Linked DNA regions of Homo sapiens: regions 2 and 3 are each linked to region 1. A link is an interaction called in ENCODE POLR2A ChIA-PET data of the cell type or tissue named here. Cell type or tissue: MCF 10A. All regions are shown on one strand. Each heading gives the region's core, and the rest is flanking DNA. Links, peaks and the distances in the headings are about the cores only.

Evidence for each region. Peaks named below come from ENCODE experiments on the same cell type or tissue, not always from the same donor. Only the 100,000 strongest peaks of a DNase experiment are listed, where the experiment ranks them.
Region 2: POLR2A ChIA-PET joins it to region 1 with 10 read pairs; 2 of 35 experiments call an interaction of 5 or more read pairs at or near these places.
Region 3: POLR2A ChIA-PET joins it to region 1 with 11 read pairs; 2 of 35 experiments call an interaction of 5 or more read pairs at or near these places.

What each region holds. Positions count from the first base shown.
Region 1 is chr1:107,686,513-107,691,512 of GRCh38, forward strand. It overlaps VAV3 (vav guanine nucleotide exchange factor 3), which reads right to left. Exons shown (of 27, transcript NM_006113.5): 18 at 1,869-1,894. Among named protein-coding and RNA genes, the nearest start is that of MIR7852, 210 kb to the right of the region's middle. In MCF 10A, for the core only: no CTCF peak of the experiment used is centred there; DNase peaks (open chromatin) are centred at 2,059 and 2,929.
Region 2 is chr1:107,748,556-107,753,555 of GRCh38, forward strand. VAV3 (vav guanine nucleotide exchange factor 3) reads right to left here. Exons shown (of 27, transcript NM_006113.5): 13 at 2,562-2,647; 14 at 907-1,039; 15 at 413-522. Among named protein-coding and RNA genes, the nearest start is that of MIR7852, 150 kb to the right of the region's middle. In MCF 10A, for the core only: CTCF peaks have their summits at 215 and 2,032 (motif pointing left); a DNase peak (open chromatin) is centred at 1,986.
Region 3 is chr1:107,528,140-107,534,727 of GRCh38, forward strand. No RefSeq gene overlaps it. Among named protein-coding and RNA genes, the nearest start is that of MIR7852, 370 kb to the right of the region's middle. In MCF 10A, for the core only: a CTCF peak has its summit at 1,611 (motif pointing left); DNase peaks (open chromatin) are centred at 1,602, 2,612, 3,102 and 4,362.

The DNA.
Region 1 (5,000 bases), core at 1-5,000:
CACACCTGGTATAGGGTGAGAGCTGCTTCTTAATATTAGTTTGCTGTATTTCTCCCTTAAAACAAACTCAAGTTTCCAAATGGATTGACTAGCCTCAGAGCTTACTATAATCCTCCATCCACACAAAACAGAGATTTTTAGTACAGTCACACAGTAAATAAAAATTATACTTATATTGAAGAGTGAAACAAGTCACTAAAAAACTGATGTTATATATTTTTAAAAATCAATGTGAAAATTAATTCCTTGTATCATAGGCTTACATGTAATTTAAAAAGTATAAAAGTGCCTGTGAGAATTATTTAGTATCACATGAAAATTATTACCCACTTCTTATTGGCATATTTTCTTTCTGTAAGCACACCCACTTCACATTACTTAATTAAAATGAAACCATCTTCCTTGGAAAAAATAATATATATATCTAAAAGGATAAGTGTTAAGTAACACTGAGGTAAAGTTCAGAACTCTACAAGGTTTCTTTCTCAATAATATAATAATAGCAATGAGAAAGTGAAAGAAGGCTGCTTTGCAAGATCCTTGGCACTGCTGGAAGAATCCTGATAGCCCTAGTGAAAAATCTTACCTGTCAATGAAACACTAAAGGAACTCTTTGGTTAATTTATTTTAGCTCTAAAGAAACTCATATGGCCTATTAAAAAAATCACCTTGTTATGCATTCTTTGGTCTAGACTTTAGGTTTTAAAATATAATCAACAGATGCACTGATTAGGTGCATATGAGCCTCTTTATATCACACTCTTGATATCCTATATGTTCAAATTATGTACTTATGCAAAAAGTAGAGACAAGCACCTCTTATATTTTGCTGTACTTTTTCTTATTTTTACTAGATGTTGGATTAAAAACATACTAATATCACTTTTAAAGAGAGGTTTTAATTGTTAGATATTAATTTACAAATCATAATTTTCATCGTTACTTTGAAATTTTCAGATTACTGTACTTTTGGTTCATATAACTAATCACACATAGTTTGTATTTTATTTTTCTATGATTTCTAAAAATGTTTTGCTATGGCCATTTGTGGGGAGGGGCAGTCAGGTAAGAAATCTGTTATTTTTGGTTGAAGGTCAAGGCAATGATTGTCTGGGAACCATTAAAATCTTTTCTGTCTGAAATTTTATAATTTTGGGGAACTCTATATAAACAACATCAAACAACACCATTGACAGTATTTTCAACAGGAAAGTATTTAATGATGGGCAACTTGCTGTTTACTTCCTACATATCCCATCATCTTCTGTATTTTTTTAAATAACTTTTTTTTGGATTTTTAAAGTAACTTTATTCTGAGAGGTAACATGGATTACATACTTCTAAGCCATTAGGAGACTCTATGTTAAACCAAAAGGAAATGTTACTAGATCTTCATTTGATCAATAGGATGTGATAATCATCATCTTTCTGCTCTAATGGAAAAGTACTAGAAACATGGAACCATAATCTTAGATGAACAACGTTAGAATTTGCACTAATTCTACGGAATTTCAGTAATTCGGCAAATGTCGGGCAGTGACACAACATTTCATGACGGGGACGCATCTACCAACTTCTGGCGATAAGGGCCACCCTTCCCTCTGTACTTACAGTCCCATTTCATACACAGTCTTTGATTAAATATTCACATTTTTTCTCTACCTAAGACCTTCGGACAGTGACAGTGAACATTCCTTGGATTTAACTTTTGCATTTTGTTCACAATCACTTGGTTGTTCCCTCTGTTTCTGTTTATTTCTATTTATTTTAAAAGGCACATTTAACAGTGTAAAAGCCCAAGCCTGGTTAAGTTAGCAAACAACTTGAAATGCAAAGGTTATAAAAAATATTTAAAATGTTAATCTTACCTCTGGTAGTTTGAGTGTCCCTTGTTCTGAAAGAAATGTAAAAATTGGCATTGTCAGTGTAAAGTTATTTTGTTTGGTTAGCAACCTTAGCTTTCTCTGCAGAGTGGTAAAACACCACTGCTTTGTTTTCTTAACTGATACCTGTAATATATTTCCACGGTCCCTCAGGCTGGGCTAGTAATTATTTTGCAACCTTGGTTCTCTTACCCTATTGGCTTGTCAGGAAAGTGACTCACAGTTTTAAATGACTTCTAGGTTATGCTTAACTTTTTCCATTGTTTATTAAGCAATGTCAGTCCTACCACATAAAGCTCCTTAAAACAGGGGCTTACACTAAATTTATAGGCATAAGAGAAAGCTAAATGCAACCTTTCTTTCAACATGCCTCGTTTTAAGAATCTAAAAACACTAAGCTAACAAAGGTACTGCATTGACGATTTGTAACAATAGCAAATTATACATAGTACAACATTTCGTGTGAATTGTTTTTTGTTAAGTGGCTATAACTTTTATTTTTAATTTTGGCAGAAATACAGTTTGAGTTAAAGATGGAACTTAAAAAAAAACTGAGTCAGGATTGATTTTAATGCTAATTTTCTTTTCATATTTAGTTTACCTCCAGAAATAGGAAGAACAATTCCTTCATTACATTTCAGGCCCTGCAAATGCCTAATGGTTATAAGGGCCCTGAGATCTTCAAATGCGTACTATAGTAGAAGAGCAAAGGATCGTTCTGGGGATAAGGGCGCACACGGCACTTGGAAAACTGGTGGGCAGCATCTTTGCCTCCTTTCCCCATACCCAGGAGCACTTATACATGTTCTAACTTCTCCAGACAGACAGGAAATCCCTCATCATCATAAGCCCAGGCCTATACCTTCCCCATCCAAAATGATCCTCTAAAGAAGCATCTGAAAAGATGCCACAGAGAGACATCAGGACAGAAAGAGCAGGCCTAAGTGGGAGCTCTGCAGGATGTTTCTTTAAGAGATTCTAAGAAGCTCCCAGCCAGAGTTGAAGGGGAAAACTCCTGCCAGGCCACCTGACTAGCTGCCACAGATTGCTTTACACAAGAAGATTGCCTGGGGCATGGAACAGGAGGTTGGTTTGTTTTTTCTTTTCTCTCTAGCTTTTTTTTTTCTTTTTTTTCTTTTTTTAACGAATACTTCTGATTAATGGAAATGGAAGATCCATGGGCAGAAAGTCACCTTCAGAAGAAAAGCTAAGTCCTCATCCCTTTGTCAATTTCAAACCCCATCACCTTGGCTTTCACAAATAACTGCCTTCTATGAAGGCATCTTTGCTAGCCCTGAAATCAACCTTTACAAAGGAGTATTCCTGGACAAAAAGTTACTTCATTTCTTCTTTTCCTCCCTATTGGAAACACATAACGTTTCAGAAGAAAGATCGCCCAAGAGCGCTGGTTTGGGAAGAGGTTCTATAAAAGTGCCATTTGGCTGGCCCAGTCTTAGAACCCAGGTTAGGGGAATTTGGGTTCTTGACAGAACAGCTGTGAGACTTGCTTCACTGGTTTGCCCAGAAAGACCCATATACACCAGAATATCCCTATTCCCCTACTGGTGAGTTAGAGCCTGAACTGAGAGTCATAAACTGCAGGAAGTGCTAAACAGTGGGAGCAGTTTAAGTTTTCCATCCAAGGAGATTGAGGAAAGCTTTCTACACGAGCTCCAAAATTGGGGAAACCTCAGCTCTTTTGGGTTCAGTGTTCATAAATGAGTGTGCACCTGAATTTCAATTCAAAAATAATTATTTTTTTCTGATTCTTCCCATAGAAGTGTTTTTAGGTCCTTGCAAAGTAAGTCTTTTACAACATACTTTAAATGTATTATTCATGGCATAAAACCTATGATAACCCCATGTGTCAGTAGTTGTCACACCATGTTCCATGAGGGTTCTCTGGGTGACCCCCAGGAAGAGGAAACAATGGTATTTACGGTGGTCAAGTAGCTACGGAGACACTTGCACCTCTTCATCAGAGGAGCAGATCCAGGAACAGAAGTCCTGCATTTACAGGCTCTTCATATCTTGTGCAGGGTTTGGCTGCCAGGTGGCCAGCTCTTGGCAGAAGAGAGGATCCATCATAGAACACCAGAGGCTGTGAGACCCAGACACGGCACTGATGAGACTGGTACAACACTGGGAACAAACTAGACTTAGCTGTCTACCTTACTTAGCTATCCCTCCTTTATTTCCTCCCTTGTCATTGTCTCCTGCTTCCTTCCTCTGGTGTCTCATCAAGAGAAGCAACTTTCCTCACATTTCTGATTGGGTGCTTTAAGAAATGCTCTACACAAAGCCTTCTCTGTGTAACCCAGATAGGAAAAATTGAAAAGGGGCTTTGTGCTGGATGCAACTCCAAGGGCATGAGTCCTTTAGTAGGGCTTCCCCTTTGCCTTTCTCCTTGCTATCCCTTCCTGTCCTCATGGCCACCACATTCACCCTCTGCCAAGGAGAGGCCTGCTGCATTCATGGATACGGCATAGAGCTGTTTGCACTCTGATCTGATCATGCTGAGTGTGCCACATAAATAGCAGCTCCTAGAAGTCTGTTTTTATTTAATCATGTTTCATGGTAGGATTCTGTAAATTTTCTAAGAATAAGGCAAAACCCAAAGGAGTATCAGTAACTCTTAGAATCTGCTGAGTTCAGAAATTCTTAGCCAGGCTCCTGTATTTATGCTTTTGTGCTTGTGACAGTGACTATACCATTAAACAGACTGCCTCCTTTATAAACACAATCTAAACTGTCATACCCACACTAATGCAATAGCCTGTTCACTGACACTAAAATAATGGTAAGGAGAGAAAGGAAAACCCAACTGCAACACTGAAAATACATATATTTTTCAAAGTAAAGTTTCATTCTGGCTGAAAAAATGGAATAAGAAACCTTTTTGTATGGAGTATTCTATGGAAAAGTTGCTCTAAGTTTTGAAGCCTGCAACCCCATTTTTACTTCCTTTTGGTATCCACCTGAAACTACTATGGTGGGCACTTGGATCTCTAGAAAACTCTGTTCATGCCTTAGTTCTGCAATAGAGCTGAGATAATTAGGGCTGATTATCATCAAATCTATTTTGGCTGTACTCTGACCTAGAAGAAAGGTTGGCTG
Region 2 (5,000 bases), core at 1-5,000, 62 kb after region 1:
ATATATGCATTTACATATCTGTTTGTGTATGTACACTTGGAGGCATTTCTATTTAAAGGTATATAATTTAAAAATATAGTTATTACATAAAAAGTTTATCATTAGAATAATTAATATTTTCTTGGGCTGCTGAGAGCTAAAGAACTAAAACATGCCTATAAGAAAGTCAAACAGAAGATTAGAGCTCCCTCTTTCTTCTTTTTGAAGGAATTCAACAAAACTCCTCTCCTAGGAGACCAAAGTTATCAAGCAGCCAGCAGCCTAGTAGCACTCCTGCTCACAGCAAAAACATTCCCGTCGCTGTACACATTATACATGCTACAAGCATTAGAGTACACTTATTGGTTGTTCATTATTCATAAGTGATTTAACTAGTAAAAATAAAAGCACTTTTAAAAATAGAAATACTCACAAAGCCATTTCAAACTGTTCTAGCCATTTCTTCTTTAAATCTTTTGTTTTGCAATAAAATTCTAACCCATTTTGTCCTTGGGTATGGATGAGGTAGAAGCCATAAGACCACTGTTAAAATTAATATTCCTTAGATTAATATGTATCATTAATAACATGTTTCTAAATTCACAAGAATACCACAACTATCCAAAAACTCCTCACAATATTATCAATGTACAAACTGAACAATCAAGCTTATTGTAGTCAACTTCATATCTATAACAATTTCTATGCCAAATGCGTTTTATTATCTGGATCATTAGGGCATTAGAAATGATCAGATCTGGCTGTGGCATTATCCAGTTATTTCTCACAAAGTTATGTACCTAATCAATCTCTAGAAACAAAAACATCTGGATTGATAAGCCATATCTCACATTAATGTATTATCATACTTTTCCTTAATGTTCAAGATTATAAGTAAATTACAGTTATTAGTTTCCAAAAAGTCACCTTTTTGTTTTCTTTATCGGTTGTAGGATTATTGGCTATCTTGTACTGCTGAAGATCTATTATTTCCTTCATTTCATAGTTATCACCTTTTCTCTTACATACGATCACTGCCAAATCAAATAAGAAGATATGCCTGGGAAAAAGAGATTGATTGATTGATTTTAAATGGTTTAGAAACATGGGTTATTAATTTTTTTGGGTATAAAGCAACCAAATGTTTTTTTCTTTGCATTAAAGACAACAGGTAGTATCATACACTGAAAACAACGGGGTATTTGAGGTTATAAGAACTGTGTGTGGAATTTCCCTTTACCTTGTAAATGGCCTCAGTGTGCTTTGGTTCCCTCATTTTAAAAATGGGCAAAAATCATAGTAAGAGTAAAATGCACACTGCAGAGTTGTTGAAAGGGCCAAGTGAGATAAGCCATAAAGTTTGTTCATGAGCAATTATCTTTTTTAATTTAAAAGCTAAAAACCTATAGAATAATATTAATGACATCCGTAGCAGCTTCTACTGAAGTTACTAGGAATCAGCCAGAATGCCTTGAGAAGTGTTCATCCCTTTCACAAACATGACTCAATTTAAATCCCCAAGACCACATGCTGGGAAGGTATCATTGCCATCTTCATTTTATTGAGGAGGAAACTGAGGCTTAGAGAAGTTAGATAATTTGCTCAAGATCACACTGCTAGTGAGGCATGTAACAGGATTCACAAACAGGTCTAATTTTGGAAACTGTGCTTTTACCCTCTATATTGTTCCTCATGATTTAATTGGCCACCTAAAAACCCAAACTGAATGGTATATGAGCCAAGTGTAAACTGAAAACGTTATGGTGAAATTTCCATGTTAATATTTCTTTTTTCTTATTAAGAACAACGTAACTTGGGGGAGAAAATAAACCTTATAACCACATCATCCAATACCAATACTTGTGTATTTTTATAAACTCTCAGTGATTAACACACATTTTTTTTATACACAATGATAATGACACATTCACAGGGCTGTAACACTTGCATCACTTTTAACGTCTATTTCTCCCAGAGAGGTTTAAAGGACCTATGGAGCCAGGGTTATCGAGGAAGAAGCAAGAGCTGATGCTGCCCCCTACTGGCTTTCGCTTCTCCAAAGATTCCAGAAAACAATCATTGTCAACCACAAAAACCTCTGTTTGATGATTACATATATACATAATTAAGGACTCCGGGCCAAGCTTACTAATCTTCAAGAACTACATCTGCAAATTTCCCTCAAGAAAATATTACTACGTGATTCTCACTTAATCTTCTTTCTTAGGGCATTTTTCTATTATTTTTGGTTATTTAAAAATATATTCCAAAAATTCAATTATGTTTTTATGGTAGTTATCTGTTCTTACTTTATCGCTCTTCTCATTTTAATGTATCCTAGCTGATCATCTATACTTGTTACTTCCTTCTTAATAACTTAGACAAACTAATAGATACCAGAACCCAGGTGGGAATACCTAAGATAATCTAGATTTAAAAAATTTAGAAATCATGGGTTGGTCTGTCTCCTTGTATTTCTTCCTTTTTTCCCCCTACTTCACACTGGAAAAATTGTCTTTAAGGTTTTCTCAGTTTTCTGACACTAATTACTTATTTTGAAAATAGTATTCTTCTTTTCTTACCTTTCTTGTTTGGTATGCTTGTCTAGAGTGGTTATTCGAATTTCACCATCTCCCTGAGGTCGTCCAAAAAGCAAAACTGGTTGGTTCTAAAATATAAAATGCACATGTCAGAGTTTTTCATAATCACATGAAAATAAAAACAAATATTAGTAGAGATATTTACTCAAGACAACTACCTTATTACATTAAAATGTTACCATTTTTTATACTTTTAAAGCATACTTACTCTAAAAAGCTCAGGTCTACATGACAAATAAGTCTGTCCTCTGTAATCCCAGGGGGTATGTCAAGGACATCAATTGATTTTAATTAGTATATATTCTTAAAGGGGAAATTAGCTATGAAAAGAAAGACTCAACCGGAAGGGTCCAAATTACGAGACGGTTCGGCAATTAATATTTTTTGAGCATCTACTACGTGCCAACCACCATAACAGGTGTACGGCAAAATGATACAGACACTGCCCTCATGAAGCACACTGCGCAGTGGAGGAACAAATATTCACAGAAGCATGCAATTACAAACGCACAATTGCCATGAAGGAGTACAGAAAGGGGCGGGGGGGCGCGCGCTAATTTGGTCTATAAAGTCCAGGCTGGCTTTCTTGAGCTAGGACCTCAAGGACGAAAAGCTCTGAGTTAATTATTTAAAATAATGAGCTATTTTCCCAGAGGCTGATAACTAAATTATTTTTAAGTGTTTATGAACACTTACTGTACACGCTAGAGGAAAAAAGAATTGACTGAAAATCACTAACGTTCAGAAATTCCATTTTAATAAAGGGCAGAGATGTGTGATTAACACTATAAATATAAAAATAAATGTATCTTATCAAAATCCCAGTGATGTTTTCTGCACAAATAGAAAATTCCATTCTAAAATTCTTATGGAATCTCAAGGGATTCTGAATAGTCAAAACAATCTTGAAAAGGAACAAAGCTGGAAGTCTCATACTTACTGACTTGTTTCCAAAACTTATTGCAAAGCCACAATAATCAAAATCATGCGGCACTGGCATACAAACAGGTATATAGACCAACAGAATAGTAGAGAGCCCAGAAATAAGTCCTCACATATATGGTCAAATGATTTCCAACAAGGTTAACACCATTAAATAGGGAAAGAATAGCCTTTTCAACAAATGGTGCTGGGAAAACTGGATATCCACATGTAAAAGAATAAAGGTAGACCCTTCATTACCTTACACCATAAATAAAGAATAACTAAAAATGTTTCAAATACCCAAACATAACAGTTAAAACTATAAAACTTTTACAAGAAAATGGGGAAAAACTTTATGACAATAGATTCAGCAATTATTTCTTCGAGATTGATAAATGGGACTTTGTCAAAATTAAAAACTTTTGTGCCTCACAGACAATATCAACAGAGTGAAAAGCCAACAGACACAAGAAAAGTATTTGCAAACCATATGTCTTATAAGGGATTGATATCTGGGATACAAATAAAGAGCTTCTACAACACAAAGACAAAAAACAACTTGATTCAAAAATGGGCAAAGCATTTGAATAGGCATTTTTCCAAAGAGAATATACAAATGGCCAGCAAACACACAAAGACAATATTCAACATCATTAGTCATTAAGAAAATGCAAATCAAACCCACGATGAGATATTGCTTTAAAACCATTAAGATGGCTGTTACCCAAACAAACCGAATAGTGAGTGTTGGTAAGGATGTGGAAAAACTGAAACCCTTGTGCATTGGTAGTAGGAAAGTTAAGTGGGGCAGCTGCTGTGGAAAATGGTATAGCAATTCTTCAATAAATTAACATAATGACCATACAACCCAGAATTCCACTTCCAAGTATATAACTAAAAGAAGTGAAAGCAGGCACTTGAATAGATATTGGTACACCTGTGACAATAATAATATAACAGTATTATTCACAATAGCTGAAAGAAGGAAGCAACCCAAATGTTCATCAATGAAAAACAGTGAGGTATTTATATAAAATGATGTATTATTCAGCTTTAAACAAATGGAAATCAAAAAAATAAAATGTTGACACATGACTACTACAAGGATGAACTTTGAAGACATTATGCTAAGTAAAAAAAGCCAGTCATGAAATGGCAAATATTGTATGATTTCACTTATATAAGGTGCCCAGAGTAGTTAAGCTTACAGAGATAGAAAGTAGATTGGTAGTTTCCAGGGGCCAGGGAAAGAGAAGAATGGGAAGTTCATGTTTAATGAGTACAGAGTTTCAGTTTTGCAAGATGAAGTTTTGGAGACGGTCACACAACATCATGAATGCACTTCTAATTTGAAAATAATTAGAATGGCAAATTAATGCTATATATATTTATAGCATTAATGTGTGTGTGTATGTATGTGTGTGTGTATATATATACACACATATATATACACACATATATATATATACGTATATATATATATATATATATACACAC
Region 3 (6,588 bases), core at 893-5,892, 160 kb before region 1:
GCTAGTTGCCCCCGTAACTTGTTTTTCCTGTTTTTTTCATGGGTACAGAACCACCTTATTACAAGCATATTTCCCTGCCCCCCTTGAGGCTAGATGTGGTCATGTCAAAGTCAATGAAATATAAAGAAGTGTGCAATTTCTGCCTTCCTTACTATAATAAAGTAACTTACCCTGGACCACTTCTCCCTATTCTTCACACGGCTGGAAATGGCAAGCCAGCTGATGCTCCAGCAGTGTGAAAAATGCCTAGAGGATGGTGGAGCAACAAGTTGGAAGGACCATGGTCCCTGAATGACCTCATGGAGTAGGGCAGCCCCACCAGACTGCCTACCTTTAGACTATTATATGAGAGGAAAATGGACATCTATCTTTTCAAGTTACTGTACTGCAGATCTCTTTCTCACAGCAGCTTAGCTTTTACTGGAACAGACTTGCCTTCACATATTCTAATTCTTCAGGCTGCCCCATCCCTGTTCACTTGATGAGTTCCAATTTACATTGTTGTGAAGTACCACAATGCCCTCAGGACCAAGCGGAATGAATCCCCCTTTGCCTGTGCGCTCCATAGGACATTTACTTGATTGCATTGCCAGTGCCATACTGCTGTAATACGATTTTTGGCTTGCCGGATCCATGAGCAAGGTAAGCACCATTTTAAAATTTGTCTCTGAATCTCCAGGCCAAAGTCTAGCACATAGTAGGAGATCAGCATGTTTTCAAAGGTAAATAAATAAAAGCTTATCCCCTCACCTAGCTTAGCAGTAAGAAGCATCTGAAGAGTTAAGAAGTAGAACACAGAAAATTAGAAGAAAGAGATAAATGAAAGGGAAGAAACAGTGAGGCATAAGCCATGCCCTCTAGGTCTGCTGCAGCCTCAGCAGCACCCAGCTCTCTGTAGGAACTCAATAACCACAGATCGATTGAGCTCAACCTTTGCTTGTCATTACTGCTTCCTTCTGCCAGACCCCAAGGAAGCTTCTATAGAAAGTCGGTCCAGAGACTAAAAGAATAGTGAGGGGTGGTGTGTCAGATCAGCTGTTAATTAACAAATCATTCAAATCATGGAGTAAACAAATCTACATTAGAAGTATGCACAAGTTTCAGTGTATGGCTTTATTTTATATATTTTGGTTTATAAAATGTCTCATGATTATAGAATAGCTGTTAACTTAAAACCCACTTCTTTATTTCATCAGATTTTCAAACTGAAACTTTTAAAAGTGATTGATTCTCTGACTGATCCCATTTCTTTCCTATAGCCATGTCTATTCATGGTACTTTGGAAACACAGCACATGTTGCTTATGGAAACACACACTAAGATGAGAGCTAGGAAACTCAGTGGCCTTTAATTATTCAGGATTTAATCGTGCAAGCATGTACAATCAATATTTGTTGATCTTAATCTGATTACCTCCTAGTCGTGTTCAGCGTCTCCATCAACAGGATAACAATATGACACATTTCATAGACTTTCCCTAGGTTCTTCCAACAAGCTTATTGGAAGGATTTTAATCAGCTAATGAACTCGTCAATGGTATTTTCAGGAGCCAAGGCACCTTCCTGCACCTATATCCCATGACCATATTTGCCTGACATCTTGTGGCCACAAGGAGCATGACAGTCTATAAACCCAACATCTGTACACAGGGCAAGCAGCGTCTTTGAATGCTAATCCCTGCATCACAGTCAGAGCGAGTATAAAACTGCTTAAGAGATGTGTGACATGTAATTATTTCATCTAATTAAAATGGAAGCTAGGCTTTTCTTTTTATATTTATGAGGCAAGTTGGAACATGTGGGTCAATTCTTCTAAGGAAAGGAATGGGGTCTCTATCTGGGCTGAACATCTGGCTTGTTATCAACTACCTTGGCCACAGAACACTTTTCCTGTGAAAGGCCCACAAAAAACAGAATATGGCTCACTGGACTGAGAGAAGTAAGAGCATCTGTGGTCAGCTCCTCTGAGAGAGAGAGAGAGAGAGGATTTCGAGCTGGGATTGTTGGAACAAAGAACGCAGAATCCTCCGAGTAAAGAGACTGAAAAAAGGTTTCATCTTCAACACCACAATGGTATATTTTGCGTCTCATAAACTTGACTTTTTAGCACTAGAAACATTTTGTTTAAAGCCAAATTTAGGGTGGCATTATATAAATATAGAATAGAACAATAAAGGTGCTTTGATTGAAGCAGGGAGTCTGAGCGCCACTGGTTTAGCTTTTCTCTCCCACCCCCGCCACCACCCCAGACACATCCTCCAAACCCACACCTTTGAGGGCACAGTCTGACAACTGTTGAAAATATGGAAATTGTATTATATGTGAAATCAGAAGTCTTAGCTTTGTATCTCAACTCTACTCTTTAGTACCTGAGCATCATATAACAAGTCATTAACCTTTCTAAACCTCAGGGTTTTCATCTCTAAAGTAGGGAGAATAATATTTACTTCACAGGGTTATTGGGAACATTAAAAGAGGCAGTAAAATGAAGATGCTTTGTAATTGCTAGACAAATGATCACATTGCCATCATCAGACAGTCATAATGGGCAGTCACGCAACCAAGAGGAACGAGCTCCAGACAATGCCCTGCACTGTCTTCCTGCCAGGTTCTCATTCCTCCACGTTCCAGAGGCATTTACTGGAAGTCTTGATTCATGACTATGTCCCTGAGCAGCTTCGGATAGCAAAGACACAATGGAATACTCTGAACACAAGCATATAGGGCCTCTAAACACACATTGGTTCACCATTATTGCCTTGTTGACGAAGCATAGTTTTCCCGTTTCTCTTTTTCCCTGAATCTGTTACCCACCACCCCCCTTCGATTATTACCAAATCAGAAGATCTAGATTCGTGTATCTTTTTTTTATTATTTTTTTACCTGTTCTTTTTATTATTATTATACTTTAAGTTCTAGGGTACATGTGTACAACGTGCAGGTTTGATACATAGGTATACATGTGCCGTGTTGGTTTGCTGCACCCATCAACTCATCATTTACATTAGGTATTTCTCCTAATGCTATCCCTCCCCCAGAGAACATCGTGTACCTTAAAAGGTGTAGCTACTGAAGCCCAGAGAGGTTGTAACTTGTCTCTGAGCCTATAGCGAGTTTGTGACTAAGCTAGACTAGAATCCACTTCTCTTGTCACTCAAATGATCACCCAGCTGCCTGGGCTGCTTGTCTTATAAAGGATGCCAATCTATGTTAATGAAGGGTGGGAGGGGGCTAGTGTTGTACTGAAGAAATCCGATGGAGATAACCAGCAAGACGACTCCAGAATCACTCTTAGAAGCTGGATGACTGCAGGATAAAACAGCAGAGAAATTGAGCATTCACTTCCCTTGGGAATTGAATGAACGGGGAATAGAACATGTTCTGTCCACCAGGAAGAGGATCAGTTTATTTCTAGGTGTTTCTGAGAGATGAGTAATTGTGACTGGGCAGCAGTAGGATACCACCCCTTCAAGCCCATGACTCTGCGCATCCCCAGGCCCATGAGTGTGTGATACCAGATGAGAAGGAGAAGCAGGAGGCCTTGCCACCATGACAGCCAGCTGGGTGTTATCAGTGAGCTAGGACGCAAACTGTCAATCACAGAAGACATGGCTTATCCCACAGCACACCTTTCATACATGAGAATAAATTCTCAAGAAAAAGTGTATCATTTCCGATGGAGAACTTTTACACATAAACTGTCTGATGCGCTCTCCTGACCCAAAAAGAGGAAACGAATAGCACCCAATATCCTACCAAATCCTCCTTCAAGGCTGAAAATTATGTGGTTCTAATGTGCCATTAAAGGTAATTTAAAAGAAAATGGCTGTTTAATTTAGAGATCATTTCTGGCAAGGCTGAGACCTGTCTTCACCAGCATTTGAAGCTATTATATAAACCACCAAAATCAGAACTACAGGCAATCTTGTCTATTCATGGGCCAGGCATGTGTGCCTTTTTCTCTCATGCTCTTTAATATTTGCTATTTCTTTTATTTGAACCCAAAGGAGAAAAATCTCAGTTGCAGAAATAGAACATGAATTCAGTAGAGTGTTTTTTTTTCTTTTCTTTTTCTTTTTTTTTTTTTAAGAGAGAGACTTCAGAGGCAAGATGATAAATGGCTAATAAGAAACAGGGGTGCCTAGGGGCTTGCAAGGAGGGGGCTGACCATGCACGTGAGAATTCAGGATTCAGTGATAGGGAGCTGCTGTTTCAGCCCTCAAAGAAGAAGCTATCGATTCATTTTTAAGGCAAACAAGTTGGATCCTGGGGACTGCTGAAGGTGAAGCAGCAGCTTCTCTGAGCCTGCCACACTGGGTGACCTTTGCATGGGGCCACAGAAAGAACAATGGCAAGGCAACACTCCTAAATTAGTCATCGGTGCTGTTTGATTTGCTCCTGTGCCAGATGTTCCCTCATTGATCACTGCCTGGCCCATATGTCCTCTCTGAACAGGGGAGCGAGTGGAGCCAGCAGCCGCCACTTCAGAAGCAGCCACCAGAGCGGGCTAATGGAGTCCTTGGCAGGAGGTTGCCATCTGATTGGTTTGCCACTGTTTCTCTTAGAGATCAAGGGCATTATACAGGCAGCACACCTGCCCACTCTCAGGGCCAGGCTCCGGGCAGTCAGGCAGCCTCAATTCCTGAAAGGCCCTGGTGAGCTTCCCAGAACCCCTCAGCAGCGTCCCTGGCCCTCTCACTCTTTTCGTCCCTGTCACAAGAAGCCCCTGTGGCATTTGTTAAACAGCCATTGCCATGTTCAAAGTGAGGCTCAACTTGGCCTGCAGTTTTTCTGTTCTTATTGCTTCTGAGCGGAGGACTGGGGGGCACTCTGCCCTTCTCCGACTTAAGGGTGGAGAGGGATCACAATTTTAAGCCAGCAGGTAGAGGAAAGAGACTGGAGAGCTGCTCATCAGGGATGTTGGCTGGCTTGTCCTTTTATATCACTAAGAACTGCCATGTGGATATAAGAGGCAAGGACACCTTTCCCAGCTTCTCATGAGGCCTGTAAGAAACATCCCTTTTATCTGCCCTCATCATCCCATTCTTCGGGAAACCCTGCTTCCAGCCATTCTTGGGTACCTTGATCAGACTGGCCAATCAGAGAACCTCTCTATAATTTCTAAACCAATGCTGGGCAGAGAGTGAGCTCCGTTCCCGGGGAGGGAGTTATGGGGTGTGAGGCCCAGGATCCATCAGTATCTTGTGGGAGAAGTCAGAGTGCTCCAGCGAGGATAGGCAGACACTAGCAAGGATCCAGCATGGACCTGAGTCAGGGGCCCCTGAGGACCAACTGCAGCTCTACCTTCCTGTTTGGCTGCCAGATCCTTCCTTCAATTACATAGGATGCTCCCATATCCTTCCTGTAATTTACTATTTGTGCCAAGGCTGTTTTGAGTTTCTGTCACTTGCGTCTAAAAGAGTCTGGACAAATAAGTGGATCAAATAAAAGGGGAACAGGACAGTACCCTGAATCACCATGATTTTGAAACCCAACTCTCTGACTAACCAATCTGCCAAAAATAGATTCCTCAAATAATCTATTTGCCAGAAGAACTCATCACAAAACAGAATGTCCCCACGCTTTTTTTTAGCCATGTCTTTTCTGAGGCTACTTTAGCATTTTGCTCATTTAGCTATGATGTCTATCAGATTCTTCTAAATTGAATGTCAATTTCTTCTAGATTTCACTTCTTCAGTGCCTAGGGCGTCCTGAGCATAGAAGTTCTGTATCAATTGGATGAGTTTCTCTTTGATACCGTTTGCTCCCTCTCTGACTCGGGAAGTGTGCCCATTTTCTGCCTACTTCTCCACTTCATCAGCTCCTAACTTGTGCCTGTCTTTGCCCTTCACCTTGCTTGCCCTTGCCCACAAAATGGCTGTGACAAGCTGTTCTATGTCCAGTTAAAATCCGTATCTGACCAACTGTAGTAATTTTAGTAATATAGCAAGCCAGCTATTGTATGAATTGGATTTGAAAAAGTGTTTCCCAGTGATTTGACCAAGATGCCAAACACTACAACCAACCAATGAGTACGTTGAAAAATAAAATCCAAAGAGAATCTGCAAAATTTAGTTTTCATCTCCCTTGCCATTGAGTGGACTAGACCATTGACCCTAGTAGTGGGTCTCCCCTGACTGACTCCCAAGACAAATTCTACCCCTGATCTGAAGGGTCTATAGCTGTTGCTGTTGGAGGGCCAGGACTCCCTCTTGGACTGGGCCATGCTGAGCTGCTGTGGTGATCACCTCACTGCCCCACTGTACCTCCCCCTACACACTGTACTTCTCCTTAATATTGTGTTGCTCACCTGTATTAATTAACTTAATTAGTTATAATTCCCTGTTCACTACATCCATCTTCACTGGACTGTAAGTTCCTAAGAGCAGGAGTATCATTTCAGCCTGTGTCATCACTGAATCCCCAGTGCCTGGCACGGGGCTGGTTGCACAGTAGGTGCTCTTCAGCTTTTGTAGGAAATCTGGAGTTAGCCAACCCTGTTAGGTAAATGGCACCATTTGGGAACCATCCGATCTTTGGCCTCCTGCACTGACTCTGCTACTGCCTCACTTAAGCCTCCTGAGTTGAC